Linked DNA regions of Mus musculus: region 2 is linked to region 1. Evidence: chromatin loops called from intact Hi-C (ENCODE). Cell type or tissue: heart. All regions are shown on one strand. Each heading gives the region's core, and the rest is flanking DNA. Links, peaks and the distances in the headings are about the cores only.

Region 1 (16,185 bases), core at 2,796-10,795:
GCTAGAACATATTCCTGCATTTAGTGCAAGCAAAGCACTTGCTTTCTTCTTCAGTGTTACCCAGAGTAGCACAGATTATTAGCCAAATGAAGGCAGGAGGTGCAGGAAACTTGGGGTTTTCGTATTGCCCCATCACAGAAGAAAGAACTGACCAGGTTCTTGCCCATGCCAGGTGTCTGGAACCAAGCATACGCCAGGCAGGCCCACATTTACACGAACCTTTTCCTTTTCTTAGGCTGTTTGGCCCTGTAACTTTACTTACTAATATTTAGCTGGTCCTTAACACACAGGTCAATGCTCTTTTTTTCTTTTTCTTTTATTAAATAACACATTTGACTTTCACAATGAGTGGTTCTAGGAATGTGGTCTGATGTTTTTAAGACTACATAATGTCTATAGGTTTAAGGAGAACATCTTCCTCGAAGCAAGCATTTCCCACTTCTCAGCTGTTGATTTCTCAGTGGGCAGGTACAACAATTGATCCACACTGATACCTCTTTGCTAGAAAGTTCTTTTCTCTGATAGCTGACATATTTCCAGTTACTGAAATCAAACAACAGAACCACATCGGGACTTCCAAATGTTCAATGACATTATTTAGCAAAATAAATTTATTAAAAGTATTCAAAAACCACTTCAAAGTTTAGCTGCCCGCAAGACAGTTTTTGGCACTCGTAACAGACGCTGGTTCTACAGCACGGCACAGCATTCGGTCCATCACACACACCATTTAACAACTCAAACATACTTCTCAGTTTCAGTGATACGTGACACACTAGTACTAATGATCTGTAGTCCTAAGAACGTCAACACCCTTGCACACAGTAAACATTGTAATGTTACTTAGTACTAAAATATTAAAACTAGAACTAACACCACTATGTGGTAACATGGACTAGTTTAGGGAAGGTGTACAGCCAACTAGCTAAGGCCACATAATCCCAGACCTATTGATTTTAAATGCTCCAACAACATTGCATCGGATCTTTCATCTCAAACTCTGCTTTCCCGACAAGGAGGAAGAACACATTCAGAGGCCTGTTCCCTCCCTCTGTTCTTCACACAGTGAGGGAAGCCGTTCTCACACAGAGCCTCTCCTAGGTTGCTGACTTCCTGATTCACTACCCAACATTGAATCAATAGTTCTGAGCGATGTTTTCCTAACACTCAGGCTGAATTCAAGGTCAGTTTTTTTTTTTTTTCTGGCAGGTCACAGCCTTTGCTCTTGGGAGACAGAATGGAATGTCCTTTGTGTGTGGGGGGACTCCTGGTCTCATGTAGCATGGGGCTCCGTGGTGATCTGTGGCTTTTTACATAAGTCCTGGTAGAATTCGGACTCCAAGAACCGAGGATAAGAATTGTTCTCCATCAAACTGTACACCCTCTTCTGAGCTGTGGTGAAGCAGCCACTTGTAGCCTCTTGGATATTTTGGGCAATCAGAGATTTCGTTTGGAAGTCTATGTTTATCTGAAAGAACAAAACAAAAGTCCATTTATTGGCTAGTCAACACTGCAGATTGATGCTTAATAATAAAACATAAAGGTGTAACTTGTGATCAGTTATAACTGTCAACTTTGGAGAAACTTAAATGTTAGGACAGCTGGGATGAGAGGCGCACAGGGCTCTTCTCACTTGTGCTTGAATGTGGTGTATTCAAGTCTCAGGTTTCAACAGTGTTGAAGGTGATCTGAGGCGCCTGTCTTCTTACCTCTTTGGGAGCTTCCTTCTCTATGAAGTCGGTATAGATTTTCCTTGCTTTTGAGGACAGTTTTTGGGGTGATTTGGTTTTTTTGAAGTCTTCACAAGCCAACCAGAATTCAATGTTTTCTTCACAGAACTCGGACTTTAAAAACGCCCTGAATGCAGCCAGCCCATCTGGAAGCACAGGAAAAGCAGCATGAATGGAACGACCGAATTATACACAGTTCTTCTGCACAAAATGATCAGTTTCCTAGACTTCATTCAAGCCTGTCATTCTCTAGGTCTGGCTCTTTAAGCACTAAGATGCCAGTAGGCAAAAATGCTTAAGTTTGTAGTCTGCAACAAAAGTATACTTAACTTCACTGGCACTGCAAGACCAGTGTTTATAGGCCATAAGTTCACTAGGAACTAGGGCTTTTGAAAATATTCTATGCAATGGAAAAGCTGACTCAACCACAGCCTGAGTAACTGGCATTTTAATTTTTAGGCTAACTTTTCTTCCCCACCTGAGGTGAATACCTCTTGCTTCCCCATGATTAAACCCAGTGATATAAGGGAAAGAAAAAGAGGCTTTGAACTGTCAGTGGTGGTAATGTCTAATGCACTTCTTGCAATCATTTCTAGGCTTTTAAAGATACTGGTGAGAGATCACATTCAAGAGGTGAACTTACATTTACTGGCCAGCAGTTCATCAAATGCTTCTGCCCAGAGCTGCGCTTCCTCAGGAGAAGGCCTGCAAGAGAAGTTCCGCAAATGAGCTCCCCAACACACATCAGTTCCCCTTCCCCTTTTGCTTGGCTTGGTTAGATATTCATCTCTGTAACTACAGGATCCGAAACTTACTTGATAAAAGTTTGCTGTTTGCTTTTCTTGCCAGTTTTGGGCTTCCCAGGAGCAGAGGAATTCTGCAAGAAGTAGCTCAAACGGGTCTTCCAATCCTTTAAGCTGGAAAAAAAAAGAGAGAAAAAAAAAATACTTCAAGTGGCAATTCTTGAACGGTCAAACTATCATCAGCTGCAGTAGCTACAAACAAAGCAGATGAGTCTCTCCCTCTTAGCTTTTAAACCCAGCACCTCAGAACACAGTTTTATCCATTCATCCGACTATAATGAGCTTTACAAGCAGGATAGGACTACATAACAGCCAGGGTATTTTAAATTTTCACCAGTTATTTCTGACCTAATAAACAGGTAGTGGATTTTCTGCATGGTTAAACTACAGCTTGCTGTCATTTTTCAATTGAGAACAGCAGTCTTGACCCAGCTGATGTTTCTTCCCTTTCTGCACTGGGGGTAGGAGGGTCTGCACTATGCCAGAGACAATGCATAGGTGTGTGTGTGTGTGTGTGTGTGTGTGTGTGTGTGTGTGTGTGTGTGTGATGGATTCCCTAGCTCCCCTCTGCGACCGCCCACAGTGCTTCTCCGCAGCAGATACTGCAGAGCAAATTACTCATTCCATAGTCGTGACTGGGTGAGCCCTACTTTATGATTTAAAAATGGATCTCATACATTGCGAATCAACTCAAACATCTCCACCCAGCAGCTATGCAAGCAGCTCAGAACTAACAATGCAACGTCCAGACGCCGGTGGACGTTATTCAGCTACAGGATTCTGATGCCACATTAAATGCAGAACAAAAAGCCAACCAGCCCTTCTCAGATCATCTACCGCCACCTTCTTCAACCATTTCCTATAGTTCCTAAACTCTCGGAGCTCACATAGAAAAAAAGCAAATACCACCATATCTAGCAAGCTAACCCCCCACCCCCCAAGCCCCCACACTTTCTCTGCAGAGGTGCAGACTAGAGAGCATTCAAAGCCGAGATCGAGGGAAGGTAGGTCCCTAGCAGCAAAGCCAGGCTGGGTATGAAGAGCTCTTCGGGAGACAGGGCATACTCACAGTGTCCGCTTCATTTTCTCCCGCTTCTCCTCGACCTTGGGGCCGTTGCCTGCACTCTTGTCCATGGGTACGCAGTCGTGCTGGACAGCCAGGAACATGGCACTTTGCATTCTCAGACTCCCGCGGCCACCGCAGCTGTTTGAGGCCGGGAGCGCGCCGCGGGCTTTTAAGGCGGGCGGCGGCATAGGGGCGGGACCTGGAGGCGTCAGCCACGCCCCAAGAGAGCGCGGATTGGCTCGCTGCAGACGGCACGAGGGCGGAGTCGCCCCGGCCTGTGGCAGTCACGGCAGCCCCCGAAGGGCCTGGAAGCGAGGGCGCTGTTGACGTAGGCGCCGCATCCTCGTGCGCACACAGGGTGGGAGGTGGCGGGCGGGGACACAGAGAGATTTGGTAGGCACTTCGGGCAGCCACGCGGTGAAGGGTCTCCGAGTTCTTGGCTTTTCCTTTACTGAAGACCGTACCTTTTACTCGTGTGCGTGTGTGTGTGTGTGTTCGCGCGCGCCCCACCTTTGTATCTATTGTTCATCCGGACACCCATAAACTGCAGCTGGGATGGGGAGAGCCCTGCTGGCTGCACTCAGCAACTCTACCTATTTTAGAGAAGGAAATCAAACAACTAGAAAAACCTGAAATATGGACTGTTGAGTAAGGTGCTGTAGCTCGCTCAGGCACCTTGGAATTCCTAAAGGGAATTCCACGCTACTCAGGGAGGAAGCGGGAGAAAGTTTCTATTAAAACCTGGTGTTTTAACCAGTTCTGCAGTTTTGATCTTTAAATGCATGGCTGCAGCAGGCTGTGGCTTTGCAGGGTCGTTCCCCAGGAGACCCGAGGGGCATCTCCTGCGGGGCACAGCAAAGATCAGAGAGATAGGTGAGAAATACAAAGGGAAACCCAGGATCTCGCAGTTCTGCTGCACACGGATCATGTGTAGTTTCAGAGCGTAAGGAATCAGGATTTCCTCATGAGTCATTCACGGTTGAACAGATTTAGGAATTACTAGATGTTCAACTGCTTAAGTTAAGGTGGCGGTGCAGTGGGGGCTAGAGCTAGATGTGAGAGCCGGTTGGTGTAAAGAATTTGTTTGGGTAAGCTTCATTTGTGAGAACCCCTGTCTCTGCTCCTGCAGGGTTTAATAAGCCCTGATTTGTAAGAACTAATACATGACTTCAACTACAAACTGATTCAGCTTCCTATGTTACCAGAATGATGCGGCGGAATACCTAAGTGGTTTTCCCATAAAGTCTGAACAGACTAACAAAAAGGTACGGCTTAGGCTCTAGTTATTCTGATTCATACTAGATCTACTAAAAGGAAAATGAAGACCCATTCTCAAACTGGGAACCAAGCAACACATTGTGACAAGCTGAGGGTAGTTTGAGTCAGAGATCAAAGTCTGCAGTCGCTAATGAAGAAGATTGGTATAGCCTTATTATAGAAGGAATATCATTTCGATTTTAGCAACAAATACTTGATAGCATGCTTATGAATCTGTAAGATGAAATTTTTAATAAGCCGAAAAGATCTGCACTGTTTCTACATTTGCTTTAATTTCTGACGATTTAATACATATTTATTAAGCTTGTGTTAATAAAATAGTGTTGCTCGTTAAAATATCTGTAATGTGCAGGCATAGTTGACTTTTTTTTAACAATACAAAACAGGACTTTTTTTTTCTTACAACCCTGGGTATTAAAATCATCAATATAGGTCAGGTGACCCTTGACACTTGTGGCTGTTAGCAGGTGTAATCAGAGCCAGTAGTTGCTAAGTCTCTGTTAGGGCAGTCACTTTCCTCCTGCCTGAGCCCTAATTTCTCATGACTAAGAGCAGCAATGTGATTTTTTCTTCTCCTTTTTTTTTTTTTTTTTTTTTGCCAGTCTCAAAAGATACTATGCAAATCTTGCATTTAAGACCCTTTGTAATGGCAACAAAGTGCATTATTTTGCACATACAAACAGAGCAATGTCAAGCTAGCTTTTCAGCATAAAAAATCTGTAAGAAGTAACTCAAAATTAATTAGGTTCTAAATGTGTAAATTCTATCAACTAGCAAGATAATGCAGTTTGTGTGTGTGTGTGTCAAGCTTATGACAAATTGATGTTTATATAATAAATGAGTAAGGACAAGAAACAAAATAGTTCATATTTAGCACCTTCAAGATCTTTAAACCTGAAAAGCTCTGCTCTTTTTATACATTAACAAAGTGAATTTACATGTGCCCTACTAACTAGTTGAAAGGTAGACCACCCTAGATGATTTTTGTATTTAATCCACTTTAATACTTTTTTTTTCTCTACAAGCCTTTTCAGACTGACAATTGGAAGTAAGTCACAAAATTATTTTTTCTCCCTGGAAATCGTGGATAAATTTACAACCACTGGTAATTTTGGGAGTTTAGGCAGTATCTACTACAGACAGACACCTTTTTTCTTGAGAAGACACCACATGGCACTGGGAGGGAATATAGTGGCAGAATGCTTGTTGAGCACGAAGGGGCCCTGGATTCTATCTCCACCAAAAATACCCCCCCCCCCCCAGGTCTTTTTCAAAACCGGCTTTCATATTTAAAGTAATAGCTTCATGTCTGGCAACTTCCCTTTAGAGTTTGTTGTTGTTACAGTTGGCTTTTAGGTAAATAGGATTGCTAAATACTAAGATGACACACAGTTTCCATTTTGTGGTGGCGGAAGCAGCAATGCAGTGGGTTGAAAAAAGACTGGCCGGCAAAGCCACAGCCTGAGATCTGCTGATAAACAAAGCGTAGGTTTCCATTTTGAAGCTGCCATGCCCTCTGCTGGAGCTGCCTGAGCGCATGCCGCTGGATTCTCCCACAGCGCAGACTTTTTTTCCTTTTCCAAACAATACCACACAGATAACACGAAGGATACAATGTCTCACTTGCCAAACACCTATCTTCTTCATTAATTCATTGTTATGAATATTTATATACTAACTCATGCTCTAGTAATTTAAAGCCAATATATGCTTAAAAATTCACGGAAATATTCTGTGTATAACTAAGTGCTTAAAACAAAACAAAACAAAACAAAACAAAACACAACTTGGCAATATGTTTAGATATTAATTTGAAAGAACTCCAAAACTGTGGCTCACCTTTGTGAAATGTTCTTTTCAAATCAAGAAAACATGGGATAGGTAATTGAAAAAAAAATGTTAATAATGTTCATATAGTCAGAAATGTGACACAGGTTCTCCCCCGCACCCCCCCCCCCATTTTATTTTGTCTAACTTTTTTTGTGAAATATTTTATCAGAATGAACACATGCTTTCACAAGACTCTTTTCGTCACCCTTTTCCTCTAACATGATCTCAGATTTTAAAGTTATTATTAATTTCTTAAACGGTAACTTCTGTGCCCAGAAGCTAAGAGAGAAAATTAGTGTTTTTGTCGGGATTGTATTGCTTTAATGCTTGACCTGTGTTTCAGAGGACTTAGTCACTCAACCAGTGTGTGTCGGTGGTTTCACTTAGCCGTGGCCCTGCTTCCTCTATGCTTTGAGGTGCGTATTCCAAATGCAGGCAGGCAAGGCATTGCGAAATTTAATCACCTTCTTTACCAAAACACTGAGAATAATAGGAACCTAAGGATGTTTTTTATTTCTGAATGAAAAATGCTAACATAAACCAAATACTGCATATAGTTGTGTTCAGTAGTTGTTAAGACTGTGAGTTAAAGACTGTGCCTTTGCTGTCTAAAGCAGGGAGCTGTTGCTTGCTGTGAGTTGAAAACTGATGGGAGAATGTGGTTAGACATACTGCCTTGTACAGTAAGTTGCATAAGTGACCTGAAGACTGCAAAGTATAGAAGCAGAGACTGATTTCGCCACATGTCTTCTGACTGGAATTTTAATTTTTTGCCAGAGAAACTGGAGTGTTAGTTGGAATGGGTTTACTATTGTTCTCAAATTGGTCATGTTTGGTTAATGAAAAGTTAGATTTCGAAGGCTTATAAGCTGCCGGTCACTGGGGATGTAGCTTCCTTCACATTTCTTTTTTCACGTATGAAAGGACCATTGCAATACGAGATGTGATGCACTAGTCCCCACCCCACCCCCACAGTGTACTGAAAACTTTTAAGTAGGGAGAAATGATCTGTTTTATGTATTCTTTAGGCCTTTGATTCATAGACTACTTTATAATACTAGATAACCTTGTATATATTCTCTTCCTTCACTTTCTTTTCTTTTCTTTTTTTTTCATTTTTTTCTTTTCCTCTGCCTCCTCCTCTTTTTCTCCATCCTTTCCCTTTCTCTGTCCTCTCTTCTGTTCCTTCCAATGGACTTCTGCCCTTCCTTTCTTTCACTGTCTTCCTTCTCATCCCTTTCCTCCCTCTCTCTCCCCTCCCCTTTCTTTCTCTCTCCCTCTTTTCTCTCTCTCCCTCCCTTCCCCTTCCCTTTGTTCTCCTTACTCTGTTCCATAGGCTGCTCTTCCAACTCTTGATTTTATTGCCTCACTCACCCAAGTACTATGATCACGCACACACACACACACACACACACACACACACACACACACACACATCTTAGAGTCCCAATAGAAATAACTGGATAATAGAGGATGCTTTTGCAGAGAGGTGAATTCAAGTTGACACAGTTGTGCTGTAAATATCCAACTCTAAACTCGGAGCTAATGGCACAAGAGTTCGGCAAACTTCCCAGCTTGTAAAAGTGAGATACTTCTGTCTTTCTTTTCATAAAATATGTTTGTTTAACAGAGCAGGTTGGTTGAATTTCTTGTCCATAATTGGGACACTTGCTTTTTATTCTTACTGTTGCTGTTTCACTAAATTTCACTGTTAAGTGTAATTACTGGGGTGGCCTGTTCCCCTTTCAGGTGGAAAGAATGGGCTGCCAGTTTAAAGAGCATCAGCTAAGTTCCACCTTGGTGTGCTGAAGGCCAGGTGTGTCAGGGACTGAAGTCTTCTTTCTTCATTCCACAGTGCTGAAAAGTGATGGATAGAATCTGCATCTAAGCTGACTCTGCCCCTCAGTGTCCTGCCATCTCAGCTTGACTTATCAACCTTTTTTGGGTGATTGGTTATCTGTTTCCGTTCTGGGTTTCCTGGTGGTCCTTTTAACTTCTTTCAAATACCGTATTGGATACATCAGTGATTATTAATGATGTAAGATTATGTTTTTAAAAGACTTTTACAAAATAAATAATAAAGAGAGAAACAAAGTTAGGTTCATATCAAGACTGAGAAAGCAAGGTAAAGAAATAGCTCTTTGGCTTCCTGTTCCCATGCATTCATACCTTCTCCCATTATCAACATACCTCACCCAGATGACAGATATGATGAGCCTGTATTGACACATCATTATCATCCAGAGTTGTTGGTGGATATTAGGGTTCATTCCGGTTGGTGTACATTCTGTAGGCTTAGCCACAAGTTCAGTGACCAGTATCAACCATTGTAGTATCATGCAGAGTACTTTCACTACCATAATTACCTCTCTGTTCGAATTTATCTCTCCCTCTCTGATACCTTTGGCACCTGATTTCTTTTTAAACCATTTTCATAGCTTTGCCTCTATTAGAATGCCTTCTTAATTAGAGTTTGGCATTTGGAGTATATAGAGCTTTTGGATTTGGTTACGTTTCTTTCATGGCCTTTCCCCCTTGGGGTTTGATAGCTATTTTAATATCATGTAGTTAATAGTCCCTTACTTGAGGTTTCCATAGTGTATTTCTCTATTCACCCACTAAAGGATATTTAGGTTGCTTCCAGGTTTTGGCAAACAGGAGTAAAGCAGATTTAAGTTTTGTATGGGCATGTTTTCAAACTCCTTGAAAATACCAAGGGTTGAGTTGCTTAATTACAAGAACATGTTTAGTATTGTAAGAAAACATCACCTTGTCTCTAAAAGTTGCTTTACCTATCATGTTCCAATTCCAAATGTCAATTCCTGTTACTCTGCATCTCTGGCAGCATTTGATGCTCTCAGTACCATGCATTTGGACATTTCTAAAGGTGTACACCGATATTGTCATGGTTTTAATTCACAGTCCTCTAAAAGCATATGATGCAAACTTTCTTTTTGTCTGTATATTTGGCATTTGCTTGTTTTCTTTGGTAAGGTGTCAAGGGTTTTGGCTAATTTTAAATCAGACTATTTTCCTACAGTTGTGTTTTAAGTTTTCTATATTTTTAAGTAATGGCCCTTTGTAAAATAAATGCATTTGCTTTTTTTTTTTTCCTCTAAGCCTGTGGGATTTCTCTTTTTATTCTCCATTTTTTTTTGTTTTTGTTTCTTTTTTGTCTTTTGAGGAGCTGAACATTTTAATTTTAGATAAGTCCATCTTAGTATTTCCTCATTTTGCCAAAAGTTAGTTTTCATCTGTAATGAAATGAGCTTTTTCTAGGGTGTAGAGGGTACTTGGTAAAATTAATATATTCTCTCTCATCTCCTTCTCCCATTCCTTTTCCTTCTCCCTTTGCCTCTGTCTCCAACCCTCCTTTTCTGTCTTTCTGACTTTCTGTCTGTCTGTTTGCCTGCCTTGTTGTTTTCTTCATGAACCACAGTCTTTCTGTCTTTCTGTTTGTCTATATGTCTGTCTATCTGCTTGCCTGCATGCTGTCTTCTTCATGAACCACAGATGGATTTATCTGTCATGTTTAGAAACGCCTGTCTGCCTGTCTGCTTGCCTGTACATCTTTGTCTTTAAGATAGGATCTCACTGTGTTCTGGCAAGCCTATAAACTTTCTGTGCACAACATGGTGGTCTTAATCTTCTGTCAGTCTGTGTGCTTGAGTTACCCAAATGCTGGGTGTTTATTATCACACATGGCATCATTTCTTTTTATCAGTGCAGTTTAGCAAGGACTTGACATCTCTGCCTGTCCTTTCCCTGTACTCTGTCACACTGGACTGAAGCTTTATCATTTGGGGTCTTCCAGTGCATCAACCCTTTTGTCTCCTTCGGTGACTAATTTATAGTGTATATTTTATTTCATTTCTTTAAGAGTTTTACGAGAAATTTTAAAGCAAGCCAGATGAAGACACACTAGCAACCTTGTCAATCTTCATCTAGATAAGCTGTATTTAACTGAGCAACATTAGTTGTTTTCACAAAACAAAAGATGAATCTTTGGATTCTTCTTTTTTTTTTTTTTTCTAGAGTGGCCATTTTCTGACACATTCATTTAATTCAATTTCAAGCTTTCATTAACCATGTTGTCTTCTTCATGAGCCACAGATGGATTTATCTCGCATGTTTAGCAAATGCCTACATTCATAAGGAAGAAAGGGCTCATTCCGGCTCACTGTTTCAGGATCCAGTCCATTACAGCGGGAAAGCAAGATGGAAGGAGGAGTTGGAAGCATCTAGCTACAAGAAGCAGAGGGCAATGAATGAATAAGTGTGCTCAGCTCCCCTTATCCATTTTATACAGTCTAGGGTCCCTGCAAAGGGAATGGTTCCACCCACGGTTGAGACCACTCTTCTAACATTGGTTAATCTAGCTAAGATCATCCCTTATAGGCATTCCTGGAGGCCCACCCCTCAGGTGATTATAGATCTGTCAAATTACCAACACAAAACATGACAGTTTCCTATGAGCTTGACCTGACTTTATCATTTAGAGTTTATTCCATATGCACTTTTTTTATTATTAAACTTTTTTCTAGATTAAAAAGTTTTCTCACTTATCTCCTTTTAAACATCAAATAAGAACAGTTTTATGCTTAACCAGAAATAAAACTTTCTACCTTTGAAGATGGGAATTTTCATGTGAAGCATCTTTTTGAAGTTGTTCTTCCTTCTTCTGACGGATTTTGAAAGCCATTTTGCTTGTACATTCTTGATATTGGATTGCTTTGATTTATCTTCTAAAGATGAGTGTTTCTTGTAATGTCAGGCTCAACTTGTTCTGAATGTTTAGATTTCTCCTTATTAAGTCTACTGCAAAACTGCTTCAAGTTGGCTTAGAGATAGAAATCTCCCACTCCTTATCAACGACCTCCAGTTTTTTTTTTTTCTTTTTAATAATCATCAGCTTGATTTAAATTGAAATCGATTCAAGTTCTTCAAATTCTTTTGCAGATTGAACAGTTTATAAATTTTATGATTTTCTCTTTTGGAAAGACAGTATTTTCAGGGTGGTCTTTCACAGCCCAGGCAATTGCTAAATCCCTAGTACCCGGTGTCTAAGTTTCCTTTACTTGCAAAAGATGGGTTTTAAAATATTCAAATATTAAGCATGACTGTAAACAAAACCATCTCCTACAAGAGTCCATGGATATCTGTGCAAACTTTAAGGTTCTCTGATGGGACTGCCATTTGACTGGCCCAGAATCTCTAGAATTGTGGTATGCAGAGCCTCCCAGCTATGAGGAGATCCCATTAAGTCTTCTAGACTACTACTTTAGGTTTTCAGGACAGTGATGGCTACACAGTCCATCAGAGAATACCAGTGAGCTTCTATTTCCTGGAACCAAACTAATAATGCCATGTAACTATGGTAGCACCTGCCCCATGCACACAAGGGAGTAAATTATTGGCTATTGTTTCCTTTTTCTGTAAGACAAGCATTTACTCCTCTTGCCCTGTTTCTCATTTTCTCCACAGAAACACAGAATAATTTCTATTTTCAGAGCTTTTTTATTTCTAGCTAGCTTTGATGTAACCTAAGCAAGACTGGGGAAAAACTGGAAAAGGCTTAGGAACCTTAAAGAATATTTCAAGTTACTTTTCCAATTTTATGTTTCAAAACAAAAAGATGAAATAAGTAGAGTTTAAAATTTATTTCACATGGCCAGAGAATTCTGTTATGTGACCAATGGTTTACTAGAGTCCTTCTAGGTGCTTCTGTTCAGAATGATTGTCCCTCGGTGTATTAGCTATTGAGGTCAGTTGTTGTCAAAAAAGCTGATCTGTAGACCACTGGATCACAAATGGCCTAGTTCAATTAGCAACTTGAGTACATGAACAATGAGAATATATGTTAGTTGGGGGACCATTATGTTTTGGTTGGGGTAGGCTCACTAAAGAATCTTAGATATGCTGAAGATTGGCCAATTTGAACTTGGCAAGGCTGGCTGGCTCTGCAGGTTTTAGCTGCGCTTTCTCATGTGTATGTGTGTCAGCCCATACATGTTTGTACAACTCCATGCCTGCTCCATGTGACTTCCATCCTTGTCTTATAACCCAGGTAATAGATGCCTTTCCATATTAGTACTAGAAGCAGAAGGCAGCCAGTGGAAAGCAGTTACATAATTTGAATTTCACAAAGTTTACTAGACCATGAGATGTCAACATGTTATCCTTACCTTTTTATTAAGTCATATTCTTCTACAGGGGGACAGAGACAGGCTAACAGGTGACAAAGTTTCCCATTTCATTTATTTGTGTGACTCCATTCATCATCCATTGGGAAGAATAGTTGGAGTGTTTGACATGACAGAGATGAAAGCCTAGCGAACTTCAGCTCAGAGACGCCCGTATGTCAGTAATGTCAATGTTTATGGGACAAAGAAATGCATACTGCAAAAGAGGATGGGAAATTGCTACAATCTACTGATCATGGAAGCAGAAACTCTATGGTACACACTATAGAGAGATGAGGTGGTCAAGATGCTGATAAAGCAAGGCCTTGTTCAGAGTAGCTGAGGAATCCCAGGAGATTCCCTCATACGCTTAAATCTCATTTTCTTTTCTAATGAGGATAAGATGTGTGAATAGCTTGCACAAATTAAACCTAGTGGGGCAAGACTCAGATCTTTTGTCTAATAGTGTGTGTGTGTGTGTGTGTGTGTGTGTGTGTGTGTGTGAGAGAGAGAGAGAGAGAGAGAGAGAGAGAGAGAGAGAGAGAGAGAGTTCTGCAGTTAGTATTCTAGGAAGAATAAGTCAATATTGGTTTTAAGGAAGAAGCGATAATGCACCAGATCATTTTTCCTACTAGATTACCCAGAGATGAGATGATGTCTTTAATTTTTGTTCTGAAATACCAACCATGACTCAGAATTTCAGTCATGATAATGATTATAGTTATCTTCTTTTTTTCTGTTTCTAAGGTGACTAGGTGCTGGGTTTCTGCTACTTGGAGAATACCATTGTCCTTTCTTGGCATGGGTTGTCTGTGATAAAACTTGGCAAACATCTGGAGGAACCATTTTGTGCTTTGCAACAACTGATAAAGAGGAACTTAGAGGGTCTTTCTTTTACAGTTTAAATATTCAATGTTTATTTTCACCTTATGGAACATAAAAAGACATCTTTGGGACACTAGAATTTGGAAGTCTGATTTTTTTGTGTGCATGTGTGTGTTCAGGTTTGAACTCAGGACTATGCTCATCTAAGTGTGTGATCTGCTGATGAGCTACTTGTCCAGACTTTAAATTGCTGTCTGGTTTGAAGAAGAAGGACAACTCTGGTTCATTAAAGGAAGAAGTATGTTTCTGTGTACATGAGTTGGAGGAGGATAAATGATAATGGTTATGAGAGGTTATACATCTGACCGAGCTGAGTACAAGATGGTCAGAACACTTTCCACATAAATATCTCAGATCTAAGTCAGAGACTTTGTGGAACATTGAATTTGCTTTCTGTTTGGAAGAACTTTTTCCCAGCCTCTTTTGCAGCATGCATTTCTTTGTCCTGTAAACACTGACTTTACTGAGATGCGGTCTTTGCTCTGCATTCATTCTGCATCTGTTCTCATTGTTTATGCTGGTTAATCCCTGTGTGGAGCTCTCAGCTCATCTCAGACTTTCATGGCTAATTGTCCTAGCTTGGTTCATTCTGCAATTTAGATGAACTTGTTCTCTCTTATTTTGTTCTCAAACTACTTCTTTGAGGGAAACCAGCATCTACAGTATTAGAGAAGATATAGGAGGTAGATAATAGTCACCATTGACTTATCCTTTTCCAATTCTGTATAAAGTCTATCCTGTTGGTTCATTCTACTTTACTTCTTAAAATATGAATGCTTCCTTTCCTTCTTTCTACTCCCAGCCACACTCTCTAATTTTCTCTGCCTCTCTTTTATTAATGGAAACAAAGTTCTTAGTCTTCTTATTCCACTATCAAGTGTTATATACATTTACTAAGGCTATTATGTATGTATGTATATATATATGTATACATACATACATATATATACACACACACACACATATATATATAATTTGTGAATAAATAAAATATTTTATTAACATGGCTTGTTGCTTAGACATTTAGGAAATTTCCATTTTGGACCATTATGTAATATACTGTTTCCATCAGACAAGTGGATGGAGGCCTAATATATTACATATTAAGAGCCTAGAACAGTCCCTAGTGATTTCATCTTTTATAGTTCTAAAGGACTTCATCTATTGTTCTTAAGTGTTAGGGTTCTACTCCTCCATTGTTGGTGGGATTGCAAGCTGGTACAACTACTCTGGAAATCAGTCTGGCAGTTCCTCAGAAAATTGGACATAGTATTACCGGAAGATCCAGCAATACCTCTCCTGGGCATATACCCAGAACATGCTCCAACTTATAATAAGGATACATGTTCCACTATGTTCATAGCAGCCTTATTTATAATAGCCAGAACCTGGAAAGAACCCAGATGTCCCTCAGTAGAGGAATGGATACAGAAAATGTGGTACATTTACACAATGGAGTACTACTCAGCAATTAAAAACAATGAATTTATGAAATTCCTAGGCAAATGGATGGATCTGGAGGATATCATCCTGAGTAAGGTAACCCAATCACAAAAGAACACACATGATATGCACTCACTGATAAGTGGATATTAACCCAGAAACTTAGAATACCCAAGATACAATTTGCAAAACACATGAAACTTAAGAAGAAGGAAGACCAAAGTATGGATACTTCATTCCTTCTTAGAATGGGGAACAAAATATCCATGGAGGGAGTTACAGAAACAAAGTTTGGAGCTGAGACAGAAGAAAGGCCCATCCAGAGACTGCCCCACCTGGGGATCGACCCTATATACAACCATCAAACCCAGACACTATTGCATATGCCAGCAAGATTTAGCTGACAGGACCCTGATATAGCTATCTCTCGAGAGGCTAAGCCAGTGCCTGGCAAATACAGAAGTGGATGCTCATAGTCATCTATTGGATGGAACACAGGGCCCCTAATTAAGGAGCTAGAGAGAGTAACCAAGGAGATAAAGGGATCTGCAACCCTATAGGAGGATCAACAATATGAACTAACACACAGAACTGTGTCTCTAGTTGCATATGTAGCAGAGGATGGCCTAGTCGGGCATCAATGTGGGGAGAGATCCTTGGTCTTGGTAAGATCATATGTCCCAGTACAGGGGAATGCCAGGGCCAGGAAGCAGGAGTGGGTGGGTTAGGGAACAGGGTTGGGGGAGGGTATAGGTGACTTTCGGGATAACATTTGAAATGTAAATGAAAAAATATCTAATAAAAAAAGAAAAAAGTGTTAGGGTTCTGTTCTTAAATAGATACAGATAAAAATTTTGTTATATTATGGCCATTATAATGGGAAAAATTATTAGTTTTGACCAAATTCCAAGATTCAAGAAAATGACTACAAATTTAAAATAAGGTCAATTTGGTTGTGCTTGAAAAAG
Region 2 (16,185 bases), core at 2,501-10,500, 190 kb before region 1:
ATCTTAATTGACTCAGTGCACGTTTGGCATAGTACCAGTCTGTCTTGTCCTTTATGCATGGAGTTAAAATTCTTTCCCTACCTGCATCATGGGCATGTAGTGCATATTAAATAAAAGTGACGAAAAAGTGCTGGCTAAACTCCATTCTTCAATTCTGGATCTGGGAGTTCTTGGTACTCTAGAAATACAACTATAGTAATGAACATAGAAAATACACATATAATATACTTTATCTGTAGTTGCTCTGATTAATATTTTTATTTATTAGCTTAGTCTATTCAATTTATAAATGTCAGATCTTACTTAAACTGGGTCATCTGTTTCTAATTGTGGCAAAAATAATTAGTGTTTTTGTCTTTGGGGTGTGTTGTGCAGATCTTAAAACTGAATTTTATCTTACACCTATTTGATTTTTAAGGCCAGCCATTTGGAAAGACTGATACGATTTTTGATGAATATGTAAAGAAGACAATAAATATCCCAATTATATTTTAGCAAAGTTTCTTGGATTATTTGTTTATATATTGTAGAATTATTCTAGAAAGCCCTGGATATTTTTTTGCTTTGAAACGAAACTGTAGAAAACATAAATATTGAGAGTTTTTTGACAACCTGTTTTTCAAGATAACGTTATGTGCATTCATTAAAAATTAAGGGTTTAACAGTTTGTTACCTAATTCTTTTAAAAGATAGCAGTGGTGACAGAGGATTGTCCCATGCCCATTTGAACGAACATTCCAGATCCACAGTTTCCAGGATCTTTGTCTTTCAAGAGTTTGTTTCTAACTTCTTTCCAAATTAAACTTGAAAGGAAAAAAATTTAAACTTACTATTAAAAAAACTAGTCATCCAAGCACATGTAAAAGAAATGATACATGACTTTTTTTTACATTTTATGTAAAATAATGTAATTTATTTTATGAGGTAACTTGTATACCATTTTCTAGCTTCAGCTTTGATCCAAATTTAACTTACTTAAATTAGCATACAAAGTGGTAGTTTGTATTTTGGTATTTTCATACATAATTTGTTTTTGACCTTCCTCCTTTCTGTTCATTCTTGTACTTTCTCATAAAACATATTTGATCACCGAACTAACTCAAAACCAGTTCTATCTTGTGTTCCCTTCCTAATTTCATGATTTTTTTCTCATTTCTCATTAAGAGAGAAAACATGTGTCATGTGTCTGAGTTATCCCACTTAGTAATTTTTAGATCCATTCATTCTTCTGTAGATTTTATACTACTTGGTTTTGTTTGCTTGTTTGTTTTGTTTTTCTGAGAGAGTTTCTCTGTGTAACAGTCCTGTCTGCCCTGGACTTTTGTAGACCAGGCTGACCTCAGATTTAGAGATCCTCCTGCCTCTGCCTACAGATTGCTGGAATTAAAGGCATGTGCTGCCACACCAGGCTCAGCACCACACTTTGATTATCCATTTAGTGTAGACAGACATCTAGGCTAATTCCATTTCCTTGCTGTTATGAATAGAGCAGTAATAAACATAAATATGCAAGTATCTCTGAGCTATAGAGTCCTTTGAGTAGATGTTCAGGAGTGATATAGCTGGTCACATGGCAGTTATATTTTTACTTATTTATTTTTGATTCATTCGTTTGTTTGTTTGTTTATTTTTGAGACAGGGTTTTTCTGTGAAACCCTGGCTGTCTTGGAACTTACTCTGTAGACCTGGCTGGTCTTGAACTCAGATCTACCTGCCTCTGCCTTCAGTGTGCTGGGATTAAGGGCACCAGTACTGCCTGGCTTTCTAGCTTTTGTTTTGTTTGGAGAAGACTGCAGCAGATTTCCACAGTGGCTATTCTTGGTTATACTCCTAGTAGCAGCAGTCCACACACAGACAAGGAGCACTGCCCAGCGTGTTGGCCTTTGTTCTCTCCATGAGAAAACATTCTCATTGGGGTGAGGTGGAATCTCAAAGTAGTTTGCGTTTGCATTTCCCTGATGGCTAAAAATGTTGAATACTTTTAAAAATACCTATTAGTCATTTTCATTTCTTTTAAAAAACGCAGTTTGGTTCATTGACCCATTTGTAAATTAATTTTTAAGAATTATTTTAAAGTATCAGATAGTGGTATTATTCATTGATTCAGAGCTAATAGGAAAGTTTGACAATTATGAATGTGGGGCACTTCATGGCTATTTTTGCTTGTGAATAAAGGCCTTGTTTTGTCCTACAGGTTTTTGGTAGCTCATGGGTAGAGAAAATGAAGAGCTGAACAACAACCCAGAAATAGATACGTGTTAGTTAGAAGGACATGGTTTTGGAAGGAGTCTTAAAGGAGCTCAGTGAATCTTGCCTTTTTAAAAATCTCATTGAGCCACTGGGTAGAGAAAGGCACTTGACATTCTGTTTACTGTAGTCAGTTCTAAGGGATGTGCTTCTACAGTAAACAGCAAACTTTCCAACAGCTGCAGCCCTGCCTCCTCTCACCTCAGGTTTAGTTCCCAAGATAGCTGGCTGCCCTTTGTGTGGCAGAGAGCAGCAGCCGGACTGTCCCACTGGAGTAGGCGCATGCTTGGTTGCTGGATCATCGGGCACATTGCTCGTCCTTTAGGGGTGTAATACATAATAAATTACGACGTTGTGTTCAGACTAGTACCTTCAGTCTAAACTGCCTATAACATTCCAAAATCCATTTAGACCTTCCCCCCTTTTGGAGGACTTTTTTTCTTTGTTTGAAATGGTGAGGAGGGGGATAAAGGTTTTTCTCCCCCTTAAAAGAAATATTAGAGAAAACTTAAGCAAAAATAGAATTTATTACATACAGTTTACCAGTAGAGATAACTACAAGAATATTTTAGTGTATTTAGTAATTATTTTTTCCTGTATAAATATCCATGCTTTTATGCTAGTTTTGTATATTCTCTCTGTATTGTATTATAGAATTATATAATACATAATACTTTTGAAGTTGATAATACACAGTTTCTCGTTTTTATATCTTTAATAACTTGTAGGTCTCAAGCCATGCTAGCTGTTACAGAGAGAATGAAGAATATTAATGAGAGTTTTGAAGCTACCATCCTTTCCTTGTAAAGCTATTGAGAGGTTTGGAGGAGTGGGCTCAAGTATATGTTTCCAGAATTGACTCCCAGCAAAGCACTGTGGCCTCATGGGATATATCCCTTCAACAACAGTGATAGTATCTGTCATTGGAGGTATTGGAGTCAGACCATGCTGTTGTTGTATTCTAAGAACAAGGACTCTGCTGATAGACAACTGGAATCTTAAAAAGGAAAGTGACCTCTGTATCTACACACACCCCCTGAGAGCAGCTGGGTAACGGGGCAGCTTCTGGTTTATGGTTGCCATGTACTTCTGCTCTTTCCTGATTGTATTCTCAACTGTTATTTGTTCAGCCTGTTAGAAATCATCCTTGTAGTCATAGCTGTTGGAGATACATGGAGGTAAACAAGATAAGATCATTGCTATTGTTGTAGGATAACTAAGTGTGAGATGGCATATATGTGTCAAATAATTGAAAGAAATGTATTTGAAGAGACAGCAGTGCAGAATACTGTGAGTGGAGCGTTTATAGATGGCCACACAGAGGCCCTTGAAGTGGTCTTTTAAGCAGAAGCATAAATGAAGAGATTTTCTTCTCTCCGGTACTCAAGCAGCACTGTGGAAATGGATTGTATAGGCACAGCCTGTATACCTATACATAGCCAGTTTGTTATAATTCACAGTTGTATTATGTAATAGTGTTTGATAGTTAAAAGGTGTATGAAGGTTGATCTGGCTGTTAGTATCAAAATCAGTTAAATAAGCAGAAAAGGGTGGGATCTCTACACAATGTGCCTTTTATAATCTATACGATAGTTCTCAAGCTATCCCTTCCCATTTGTGAGATAGTCCTGTGGACCCCAGGGTGGCCTTGAACTGACTTGGTAGCCAAGGTTGACTTAGAACTCTTGAACTTACCGCTTCTACCTCCCAAGGATGAGATTAGGGACATGCTCCACCATGCCTGTCTTTGGCCCTTTGTTGTAACAATAATATTAAAATAGTGGGCATAAGTAGTAGAAGGAAATCTGAGGCAGGTGTGGTTTTTTAAAAATAATTTGAACTCTTGTCATTATTAGAGGCAGAAGTGAAACTCTGAAAAAAAAATGAAATTACTAGAAAAAAATCTGACAGAATTACTTGAGAATAGAGAGAAAAACTTCCCAAGAAATAAAACAGAAATACTTAAAAATATAAAAGTAATTCTGTCCAGTAGCAAATGTCATAAAACCTAAGAGCTTTGTCAGTAGAACATTGCCACATGTTTAATATATATGAAAAATATTGATGTGAAATATAGAAGACCCACAGCAAATAAAGAGAGGGAAGAAAGTTTTTAAAAACTTGGCAAGTGATAAGAGCAAGCAGTTTGCAAGGCAATTCAAATGGTTATTACTATGCACAGCATATCCCACTTGTCATAGAGAAAATAGAAGCATTTGAAGAAGTGCACTTCCTACCTTCTCCTGCCTGCCTTCTCTCCTTTTCCTACTTCACTGTTCCTCCCTTGTGACACTCTCGTGTACCTTCTGCACATACACCAATCACTCCTGTGTTAGAAGAGTTTGTTACTCTGTAGCCCAAGCTGGGCCTATGTGAGATGGAAGTACTCAGATAAGAGAAGAACTCTCTGGGTCTGTTAGGTGCTTTCTAGGGGCCTTAATGGATGACCTTGACCAAGTTACTAAGGAATGTCGAGTATAAGTGGCAACCATGTGAGCTCTGGGATCCAGTAGCTCCCTGAAGGCTGGTAATTGTAATGATTAGAAGGTAATAAGCTATCCAGGATGGGCTTCCTAGGTAGTGTCTCCTAGTAAGGTTACCAAGGACTGAGAACTGACCTTTCAGCTTTTGATTTGAAAATGCTAAGGACTTTAGATAGTTAATCAAATTCAATAAAACTCACAAGACATTACTGTATACCTGAAAAATGCAATTTATTAGTTTACAATTATAACTGCCAGCAGGTCAAACATTCCTGTCAGCTTGTCAATATGCCCTTTCCCTGGGAGATAAACTTACCAATGAAACCAGATTAAGAGTGGAAGGCTAGGTGAGTCTAGCCCAAAGGAAATGATTTGGCTTTTACAAATGCTGCCTGTGATGATAGCTCATCCCAAGCTTTGTTGTAATGGACACTAACCAGTGCTCCCCACCCCTGCTCTCCTATACGTGCCTTCATCCAAGTCTCACTGTGTCCTTCATTTACACATCCTAGAAGTGTTTAAACTTCCATAATTTCTACTTTCATGACTGACATTTTCCTGCTTTTCTATGCCAGCACGTTTCTCAAGTGATGTAATTAAAAACTATATGCAGTTTTAAAAACTACTTTATTCTGGTATTTTGGGTCATCTCCCTTGTTGAGGTACTTTTTTCTTTTTCTATTTTTCTTTTAAACTATCCCTAGATCAGAGTACTAGTTCCTGTAACCAATGCAACGTCTATGTGTAAGAAATTAGCCTTCTCAGGTGTAAATTGAGCTTATTGCATGGCTTTTCTGGAAGGATGTGAAGAAATGTCAGGTTATCAGTAACAGACAAATGAAATGATTCTACTCAAGACCAGCTTAGCAAGCCAGCAAGGTTTATTTTTGATTGGGAAGTTATAGGAGCCTTTGTGATTCAAAGATAGCCATGGCACTAAAAGGTTCACCACTCCCACAAACTCATGAAAACTGTGTTCTTGGAACTCCCTGAGCAACTCGCAGGCAGCTCTGCCAGTCAGTATACTCCCTTTGCAGCAATTTGTGTTGATTATATAACCTGTAGGGGGGGGGGCTTAGAAATATTTTTTACATTATTTATTTTTTGAGAGCTCATCAATGAGTACTGTATTTTCAATATTTCTACCACACTCTCCTCCCCCACCCCCCAATTCCTTCTGGGCTCTAACCTCCCACAGTGGGCTGGGTCCTTCACCATCAGTTAGCAATCAAACATGTTAACAGGCTCTTCAGATAAAGACGATCTATTTAAAGGTGCCCTATGCTTCTGTGCCTTGTTTCCTCATAGGTGAGTCTAAATGTAAGCATGGAGACTTAAAAAAACTTGGAAAAAAATTAGTTACTGGTTAGTTTTAATTGTCAACTTGATATAACCTAAAATCACCTTAGAAGAGATCATCAAATAAGGAATTATTTTAATCAGATTGGCTTATGGTTATATTTTTGGGAAATGGTTTTGATTGTTAATTGATAGAAGATCCAGCCCACTGTGGGTGGCACCATTCCCTAGGCTAGACCATGAGTTAGTGAGCAAGCAGGCAGGATTGGTCTGTCTGTCTGTCTGTCTGTCTGTCTGTCTCTCTCTCTTTCTCTCCTTCTCTCCTCTTCACTGTTGATATGGTATAATCAGATGTCTCAGTCTCTTGCCTTAATTTACCCAAAATGATTTGAGGTGATCTAGAATTGTAAGCCAAATAAGCTCTTTTTCCACTCAGTCACCTTTTTGCCAGGGTGTTTTATCACAGTAACAGATATGAAACTAGGACAATCACCTTTTGCAAGAGATTATCTCTATATTTGGGAATCTCTATTTTCTCTCTTTCAATAACCACATATGCTTATAAATGTAATTATTGTCTTGGAGAAGTTATTTTTGTTGATTTTTAACTTTCAAAATGATACAAAGAGGTTGGGCATGTAGCTAGAGTTAGACTTTGTCTGGCATGCATAAGCTCCTAGCACCATCATAGATGCACAAAAGCATCGTTGGTATAAGCATTATGTTCCAAATGGTATACAGGAATTTCTATACAGAACCGTTCAACTTCATTTGTCTCCTTTTTTCCTGTTTGTTTCTCTACTTTTTTGATTCTTTGTTAATTTCCCATCATGCACCCTAATCCTGCCCCTTCATATATGCCTTCTGCCTTTGCAACCTCCCACTCCAAAGAAAACAAGCAAGCAAGCAAACAAACAAAACAAAAAACCCAAACATCTTGCCTGGGAGCTGTGGTATGTCACTGTGTATCACACAGTGTACCCATTTGCCTAAACAACTTTACTTACATATGTTCACTGTACTGAATCACGGTCTAGTTCAGGGTTTCTACTATACTCTCAATACTGGATGCTCACTGGGATACATCTCAAGTTATCCTGTTATTGTCTTGTGTCATGGAGATCCTGCAGCTTGGGATGTATAGTACCAGTTCCTTCCTGTGCTCTAGCAGTTCAGTTCATAGATGGGATAGATGTTGGGGGGAGTCAATGCAAAGCCCTGGATCTGGGCCCCGGGTGGTACAGCTTACCGGTTCTCCTGCACCTCTGCACCACCAGGGGGAGCTCTCCCAAGTACTGCAGCAAGTGAAGGGTGGGCCAGCTCTGCACAGCCCTTGGACATCGACACGGCTTCAGGCAGCAGGGGCTTCCACATGACCTTTGGTGATAACATGGGCCATGGACATTAACCCAGACCCCAGTTTCTGCATGGCCACGGAACCAGACATGGCTTTCAGTGGTAGTACAGGCTGGCTTATCACCATGGCCGCAGGTGATATAAGGCTACTTATATCAGACTGTTCCTCACCACCCTCATGTCTCCAGTGCGTCCTTTTCCTTTTTTCACAGAGCACAAACTCTTCATCTTCTCTTTCTCATCTCTCCATCATATAGTTGCTCATAGTGGTTCCTGCTGTGGGTAGGAAAAGGCAGGCTTCTTCCACCTGCCCACCGGACAGTTTTTTTTTTTTTTTCTCTTGAGAACAGGGTCTTACTCTTTGTAGCTCATACAGACCTGGGACTTGCTATTCAAACCCAGGCTGGCTTTGAATTCCCAGCAATTCTCCTGCCTCAGACTCCTAGTTGCTGGGATTACTATAGTCATGAGTCAGTATGCCAAGCTTTTACATCTAACCTTAACAGTGTCTTTCAAAATGTTCTCACTAAAAAATGAAAATCAAATTCCTTCTGGATACACCTTTAAATAAAGGTAGACAATTCTAAGGCCCATTGTTAGAATCAACAAGCATGTGAGAGTCAATAGATATTAAGATACAAGATGTCACAAGACCATCCTCACAGCAGAAAAGACATGAAGCTCTGCTGCCACAACTTCTACTCATTCATTTTTTCATTAATTTATTATTAATTAATTTATTAGCTACTCTGAGTGAAGACATTGTTTCCTCAACTGCTTTTGGAGCTTGTGTGTGAAACCTGTGGGATTGTAATACTCAGTAGAGTATAACTTCTCCAGAGGGACAGCATCAGCATAAGTAACTTTCCTATGCATGTGACAGACCAGTGTATAAGAGGCACTTAGCCTCATAAGCGCAAATAATGTTGCTGTAGTTTGAATAAATGTTTATAAGATTCAGTTCCACTCAGAGCACCATTTATAGTGATGCTTTGTGGCCACACTGTAAACATTACTATGAAGGATTTTTTTTTCGTCTTTTTTGAGTGTATGTTAACAGCTTATTTGATAAAGGAGGGGACGAGGGGAGAGATGACAGGGACATTTCCTACATTTCAATTTGAACTCAAGATAGGCATTAAGTAAAATTGTGTCTCCTAAGCTTTATTTACATTTGAAGCTAATGATGGGCGTCTCATCAACTTGAAAATTAAAGAAATGAGGATGAACTGTGAAGGGTGAATTGAAAAGATAGAACATAAATATAGAAAGGCGTATAGAGAATCACATGTCTCCCAGGCAGCTTGGACAGGACCATAACCCAGAATATAAGGCCTCTCTGTCTGTGTCAAGGAGGGCTGCCTCTTGTGGCATACTGAAAACAGTGAGAGTTCTTCCAAGGACCTACCCCAATCTAGTAAGGGACACTTGCCCAGACTGACAGCGTCGTGACACCCATTTAAGGTCATTTCTCAGCTATTGCTGATAGCTATAGTAGTGTTCCCTGGATCAGTTCATATTTAATATATTGTAATTACCAAGGACTTAGTTGCTGTCTGTATAGTGGTACAAACAACAGTGGCACAATCTATATGTTCATGCAGATTAGGCTTGAGAGACATTAAATACATAAATAGCAAACTGGCCTTGGGGAGATGGCTCAGTGAGTTAAGTGCTTGCTGTGTAGGCTTTAGGACCTCAGTTTGGATCTCCAGCACCGGCATAAAAGGTGCTATGTCAGAGACAAGTGGGTCCCCAGAGTGGATGCCCAGACAGTCTAACCCATTAATGGACTCCAAGGTCAATGAAAGACCCAGCCTCAAAAACTGAAGTAGAATATCGTAGAGCAAGAAGCCTAATGCCACCACACACATGTGCATATGAGCACAAAAAGTTTAATAAGAAGGCATTAGGTCTAATAAAGTGAAAAATTCAATGAAACCATAGAAGAGGAGATATGATCTGCCTAATGGAGAATCTGAGCTGTGAGCTGAGATCTGAAAGATATGTAGGTGTTGAGTAGAAGAAAACACAGGTTTACAGGGAAACACAGGACACCCATCATTAGCCTCGAATGTTAATAAAACTTAGGAGACACAATTTTACCTAATGCCTCTCTTGAGTTCAAATTGACAAAGCTTTGAGCAAACAGGATATCTGTGTCTGTACACCATCCTCAGAAATAATCATTTCTCCATAAAATCACCGGAGAAATTAAGTTTTATGACTAAAACAGTTTAAATAGAACAATAACTAGTTCTTGTCAGTTTGTTTTGATCAACATTGGCACAAGTAGGCTTGTACAAAATAATACAATATTTTTTTAAAGGAATTATTCTTTGACAGTCTTCATTTCTTTTACTTATGGATCTATTTTCTGTTTTAGGTCATATTTGATAAAACATATTTTAAAAGAAACTCTGCCAGTTTTATTAATATTTTATATCTCTAAATAGAGACATAGACACATATTGCTATAATTATTTTTCTTCTTTATAATCTTTTACTCACCTTTTAGTTATTTATTTGTTTATTTCCCCCTTTTAAATTGATTTTCATCAGTTCTATTTTTATATTTTCTAGTTTATTGATTTTTATCAATTAAAATCTTAAATATTTTAATTTTATAAAATTTAGTATTTATTAGTAGTATAATTACTAATGTATATATTTAAGAGTTAGGATTTCATATTAAGTATGGCTTTGGCCCCATCTTATGTGTTTTTGTATGTAGTATGTTCTCTGCTCTTTTTAGATGTTTTGATTATTTTTCTGATCAAGCTATTTAATATTTACCTTTTAATTCAGATTGTCTTAGCATTAGGCATCTGTATTTTATATTCATTTATTTTCCTTAGATCATTATAAGAAAAAACTTGAACTTGATCTTTATCCAATTTGGGTTTTGGGTTTGTTCAGAATTCCTTCCTTATCTACCTGGAATGTTGATATGGCATTGTGGGTTGATTGTTGATCTGAAGGCTAAGAATGCAGAACCAGAAGTTAGAAAGAACTAGTTGCTCCATCAACCCTGGAATGGTCTAGCTCTGAAAGTCTTATGGTATGAAAACACTAATTTGCTTTTGCTGCTGTTGTTAGTCACGGCTGCATGTGTGCTATAATGGTTCATGCTACCAATTAATAGACCCTATTAATAGACCAGTCTAAAGTCTATCACTATAACAATTTTTGTTTTTATTGAGATAAGGTCTCATTATGGAACTCTCTGTAGACCAGGCTGGCCTTGAACTCACAGAGATCTGCCTTACTCTACCTCCCAAATACTGGGATTAGAGGCATGTGACATCAAGCCCAGCTATAACAATCAACTTGTAAAGAAGAAAATGTTTATTTTATATCAGAGTTTTAGACATTTAGACATTTAGGTCTATGACTCTTTGGGCAGCATATCATGGTGGACTGTCTGGAGGAACCAAACTCCTCAGTGCATGATTAGACAACAAAGAGAAATAGGAAGGGGTTGGACCCCCTCTATCCCCTTGGAGAATATGACCCCAGTTATCTAAAATTCTCCCTTTAGATCCTACCTATCGATAACGTCACTCTGGGCAATAAGCCTAGAACACACAGATCTTTTGAGGAACATCTAATCTAATCTAGCAATTCTTTTATAACCAAAATTTGTTTAGATTTATTTTTATTTTTAAATTTTGTGTCTGTGTATAGGTACATGCATGTGAGTACCTGTGCCTCTATAGGCCAGAGATGATGGGTTTCCCTGGAGCTGGAGTTACAGTTGGCTGTGAATTACCATGTGGATGCTGGGAACCAAATTAAGGTCCTCTGTTGAGCAGTATTTGCTCTTACTTGCAGAGCTAGTTCTATTTTTATGATTAAAATAATTCTTTGACTGAAATAGCCATTCTGTGTTCATTTATTTCTCTTATTCTGCTAAAGGATTGGATATCTTACATTCCTATGTTTGGCCTTCAGGTGTGGTTTGTAACCAAGAAATCCATACATCAATTGGACAGAGTAGTGGAAAATCATTATTAATAATAAATAATAATAAATCATTATTATTGATTAACTAGAGAGATGGAGAGCCTTTGCCGTCAGGGACCAGGCTCTACAAGGACTCTACACCCATGTTCATTTTTACCCAACCCGCGTTTCAGTATTCTGTCTGCTTCCTTGGTTTTCTAAGATGGAAAGCCTATAATTTTCAAGGTGTGTTACAGGAGGATGGTGCATTCACATTAACAATGACATCAGTTTGTAGGGCTTTAGCTTTCCAAACATACTCTGCTTGTAAATAATGATTTTCCACTACTCTGTCCAATTAATGTATGGATTGCTTGGTTACAAAAAGATGGAGTAATGAAGAAACAGTTGGCCAATGTGTTGGGAAGGAAGCAGAGGGAAGCAAATACTGAAGTTAGTGGCTGACCTCATGGGATCCAGATCCATCCCAAAGGGCCACATCAGGACCTGGGCTGTTTCTGTGGGCGCAGAACCTCAGTATCAGACTCATACAGTAGAAGAAAACAAGTACTTCTCCTGTTGTTTGTTTGTTTTTGATGTTTGTTTGTTTGTTTTGTTTGTTTGTTTTATAGGCCATCTCTGTTTCAATGGGTGATCAGGGTTAGTAAGAGTTAAGGCTGGTTTTTGTTAAGACTGATGTATGATAAGAATCAAATCCTCCACATTTGTGATCTATTTACAGAGAACCAGAAAGCACCTGCCTTGGTCAAGGCTAACAGCCTCTCCTGTAGCTCCTCAAAGCTACTTTAAAACATGTTTTTGTATAAAGTCATACAACAGAATTGCAAAATGCGTAACATAACTACTTATATGTTACCATCTCCTTTCCCCATTTTCTCCTCCCCTCTTGGCTCCTCCCCACCTCAGTGACTGGTCCATTGATGTCTCCATCTGTTTCAGCTTGGTGACGTTCTTCTAACATAGTTGAAAGATGACAGAGTTGTTTTGTGACTCATGCATCTCAGCTTACCTGTCCTTCCCACGGTGTCCTTAGGACCATTCTGTTATCCTCTCACAATCTGCCCACACATAGGGTGAGACATTTTGAGAGTCATAGTAACCTATTTCCCATTGAGCCTGGAAGCACAACTTCCTATCAGTAAATACTCTGCTCCTAACTGTGCCCAGGAAGAATACAGATTCCTGAGCAAGTCAGTGAGCAAATGATGAATGAAATGCTTTGTTTCATTTGTCTTCTGTTTTCCCAAGCCCCATTCACACATCCATACTAAATGATCACCTGCATACAGCTCTCCCACACACAGAATTAGCAGAGCAAAATGTTTACTTCTGTTAGGGTAAGATAAGCGGACATTCTGCATCTTTAAAGGAAAATAGTATTGCTTCTTCTCAACTGATGTTCTGCTGTGTTCGTTAGTCTCCTCTGTTTCAGAGGTTTATTTAACTCACTCATCTGTTAGATAATTCCCAAGGTCTAGTTTCTCTCCTAAGTTCCTGTCTAACAACCTACTGAGCTTCTTCATCTTGATATTCTTCTGTAATCTCAAGTGTGTCATGGCCCAAAATATGTTCACGTCTCTCCTCCTGACGTACTTGTTCTCTTACTGGCAAGTAGTCACCCAAAATGAAATGTAGTCATCTTTGAGTAGTCCTTTACCTGCTCTTCCTCCACTCTGCGGCTGTCCTGTGGAGTGAGTTCACCTTTGAAATGACTCATCATCTCACCTTCTTTGCATTTCCATGGCCACCACCCTAAACTGGTAGAGCCATAGTAACACTGTAAGGTTGCCATCTCCCCTGTGCATTAATCAAATCAAATCTGTGCTGTATGCATTTGCTGAAAGTGATTTAAAAAAAAATGTTCTTTATGCTTCTATTTTACTGTTTCTTAAACTCAACATCAGTGGAAATAGTTTACCCGTAGTCCAACTAATAAAAGTTCTGATTTTTAATTCTCTTCCTGCACTTGCTCCCTGTGGTTTGTTTTATTCTATTTGACTTGCTTCCCTGGTCACAGAACTTTTCTTCATACACATTTGACATTTGGAACACTCTCTCTAACACACCAAATAAGCCACATGCTGTGCGCATGGCAACAGCATCTCTACCATTTGGATACAGCTCCCCTTTTGAGCTTTTTGCTGCCCCTCTTTTTCTTGTCTCACATTCCATTTGTATTGGATTAGCTCCCAGAGGAACTCTTCATTATTTTTCCTCTAAACTTGTCTCATGCTGAAGTCCTCTGAGAAGAACCCCATACCCCAATTCTTTCCACATTCCCTCAAATCTTTTTGTAAACTCTCATTATATCTCAGGAGCCATTTCAAATATTTTCTTTCTTATCTGCTTCCTGTCACCTCATCAGCAAGCAAACAAAGACACCTGGAGAGCTCCAGGTTTCCTCAGGTCTCATACAGTTCTTTAGCTCCCTCATGGCAGTTGGCATAGTTTGTATCCTATCTAGATTTACATATGACTTCTTTCAAAGCACAGGCCAGACTGCTAATTCATTGTGCTCTGCTGTGGTCAGATCTACACAATGCATTCCTCAGAGGCAGTGCTATTTATACAGAGTCAGTCTCCAGCCTTTTCCTATGTAGACTGTCTGCTGGAGAGAAAAAAAAGAAATGGATTTTTTTTTTTTTTTTTTGAGAGTGGTGCTATTTCAGTAGCAAACCAGTTACCGGTAAACAAAGTCTCCTGGTAATTAACAACATGGTACTTTTTTTGGTAATAGTCCTGTGCTTCATGGTTATATGATTTTTACCATTTTAAATATTGTAAGTCTCCAATTTTGAGGAAGAATAATTCATTTACTGAATAAGATTTTTGAATGCAGAAGTCAAAGAAAGGCAAACATGTGTCAGTTTCCCAAAGTTATGCAGATGAGAGTGTTCAACAGACATATCGTGCAGTCTTCAAAGGCTGTTTTGGATTTTATATTTTCTCAAGAAAGTGAATAATTTCCTATTGCTACTGCAGGGAATAAAATTCTGAATGCTTCACTTTTGAGTCATCAGAATAGATAGGCTACTTATCTGGGAATAACACACACACACACACACACACACACACACACCTTGAGTGATTGTGGGAACATGCTACTTTTTCACCTGTGTTTGGCATTGTTAGAGGTACAGCTTGAGCCAGCTCTTTTTGTTTTATGGAGGGGAATGAAAAGATTTCATTAGAAGAATCACCCAGAGAAAATACATTTTAAATCTACAGTGTAGATTATTTACTCTTTTGTCCCTCTTTCTTATGAAAGTATATGTGACTAGCGTTACAGTTCTTAATTAACACAGAAAGAAATTAAGCTTGGTTAAGTGGATTTAGTTGAGTCATACAGCTGCCAAGTGAGAAAATCAGAATTTTACCCAAGGCCGGTCTAGCTCTGACAGCATTTTTAGTACTTGTGTAAATATGTTTGGAGTCTTTTCTTTAGTAAAATAATCAGTGTAGTCAAGATTGTTGTGGGATATTATCTAGAGAGGACTGCTCAGAAATGGATTCCCGTGTAGTCCTGAGCCTTTCTCAGAATGAGCTTTTTAGCACACAAACCATGCCCTGGCTTGGCTTACTTCAGTTAATAGGAACAGTTAGCCTGCAGCAGAACTTCCGAAGCTAAAAGGCAAGGTCAGCACTGTTAGAGACTTTCCCTAACTATGGTGTTTGATATCCATAGCCTTTGTCTTAGTTTTGGCAGGTGGTGCTGTCTACTGGGTTTTACAGCATGCGTAGTACTTCCATCATGGAGGCAGTTGTGCTAAGGTCTTGAGGCCTACTAAGGTCTAGGGACCTGTTACAGAGATGTAGCTATTGAATGAGGTAAACTTTTTTAGTCATGAAAACACTACTATCAGTCTACTTAAAGGTAGATTTCCCCTTGTTTAAAAACCAACATTTGTCTATTTAAAACACTTTTAAAATTAGGGAACTATTAACAGCATTGTCCCAGCTTCTAAAGGCCATTTTATCATTTTCATTATTTCAAAAATTCAAAAAATGAAGGAAAACTTCAAAGGTTAACGGTGCTAGTTTCGAAGAGAGAAAACCCGAGTGCTTCATTTTACTCATTTTACTAAGGAATATGAATGACAAAAGCAGGATTTACTTGCCCCAGAAGAGGCGGCACCTTTGATTCAATTACTCCACTTATGATGCTCAACTGATTTGTTACAATTGTGGTCTTCACAGGCAAATTAATTACACTTGTAATAGCTTGCTTTCCATTCCTTCAATTACCATCTAAAGAATTCTTAAGGAAGAATTGGTGCCACAATTTATAAAAAAGGGGAAACACTAAAGGAAGTCTAATCTAGTTCTTCTCTCTTATGTAAGGAAGAATTCTTTTCCTTGAGTGTTCAGAGTGAGTTTGACCAGACAAGATTGTGAATATGTGCTGGAGCTCAGCGTCTCAGGAAATGGCAAGTGAGTGTTTTGGTGTTACAGGAAGCATGGTCTCCTTATTCTTGGTGTAATAGGACTTTCTGTCAGTGTTCAAGAATTTTCTGGACAGGAAGATGGAGTAGAAGCTCAGCTGATGGTGCCTGAGACCTTCCACATTTCTTTTTTCTTTGATCACCTCCTTTCTTCATCCCAACTCTCACGTAGAAGTGCTGACATCTAGGACATAGGGTTCTGGTACTGCCAGAGCAAGGAGAGAAATAGCCTGGATGGCACAGGGAAGCTGGACTTTGTTCTTTGCTAATGAGTGGCCTCTCTTACCACACACAGTGGGATAACTTCTTTTTGCCAGTGGACTACGTGCTGTTGAGTTCATTTTGTGCAACAAAGATTGGCAAGCAAGGTTGCAATTTGTTTTCCGATTCAT

What was found. Hi-C counts contacts between places; a loop is a spot of excess contacts. Peaks named below come from ENCODE experiments on the same cell type or tissue, not always from the same donor. Only the 100,000 strongest peaks of a DNase experiment are listed, where the experiment ranks them.
Region 2: a loop joins it to region 1, with 5 times the contacts of the local background. A loop is called at or near these places in 38 of 42 quality-filtered maps.

Annotation. Positions count from the first base shown.
Region 1 is chr1:144,000,407-144,016,591 of GRCm38, forward strand. It overlaps Rgs2 (regulator of G-protein signaling 2), which reads right to left and starts at 3,743. Exons shown (of 5, transcript NM_009061.4): 1 at 3,603-3,743; 2 at 2,546-2,647; 3 at 2,374-2,435; 4 at 1,710-1,876; 5 at 1-1,468. The coding sequence starts at 3,712. The coding sequence ends at 1,274. In heart, for the core only: CTCF peaks have their summits at 4,179 and 6,401 (motif pointing left); DNase peaks (open chromatin) are centred at 3,835 and 6,335; H3K4me3 peaks cover 2,425 bases; H3K27ac peaks cover 2,523 bases.
Region 2 is chr1:143,806,807-143,822,991 of GRCm38, forward strand. Uchl5 (ubiquitin carboxyl-terminal esterase L5) reads left to right here. Exons shown (of 11, transcript NM_019562.2): 11 at 1-660. Among named protein-coding and RNA genes, the nearest start is that of Uchl5, 38 kb to the left of the region's middle. In heart, for the core only: a CTCF peak has its summit at 7,302 (motif pointing right); a DNase peak (open chromatin) is centred at 7,335.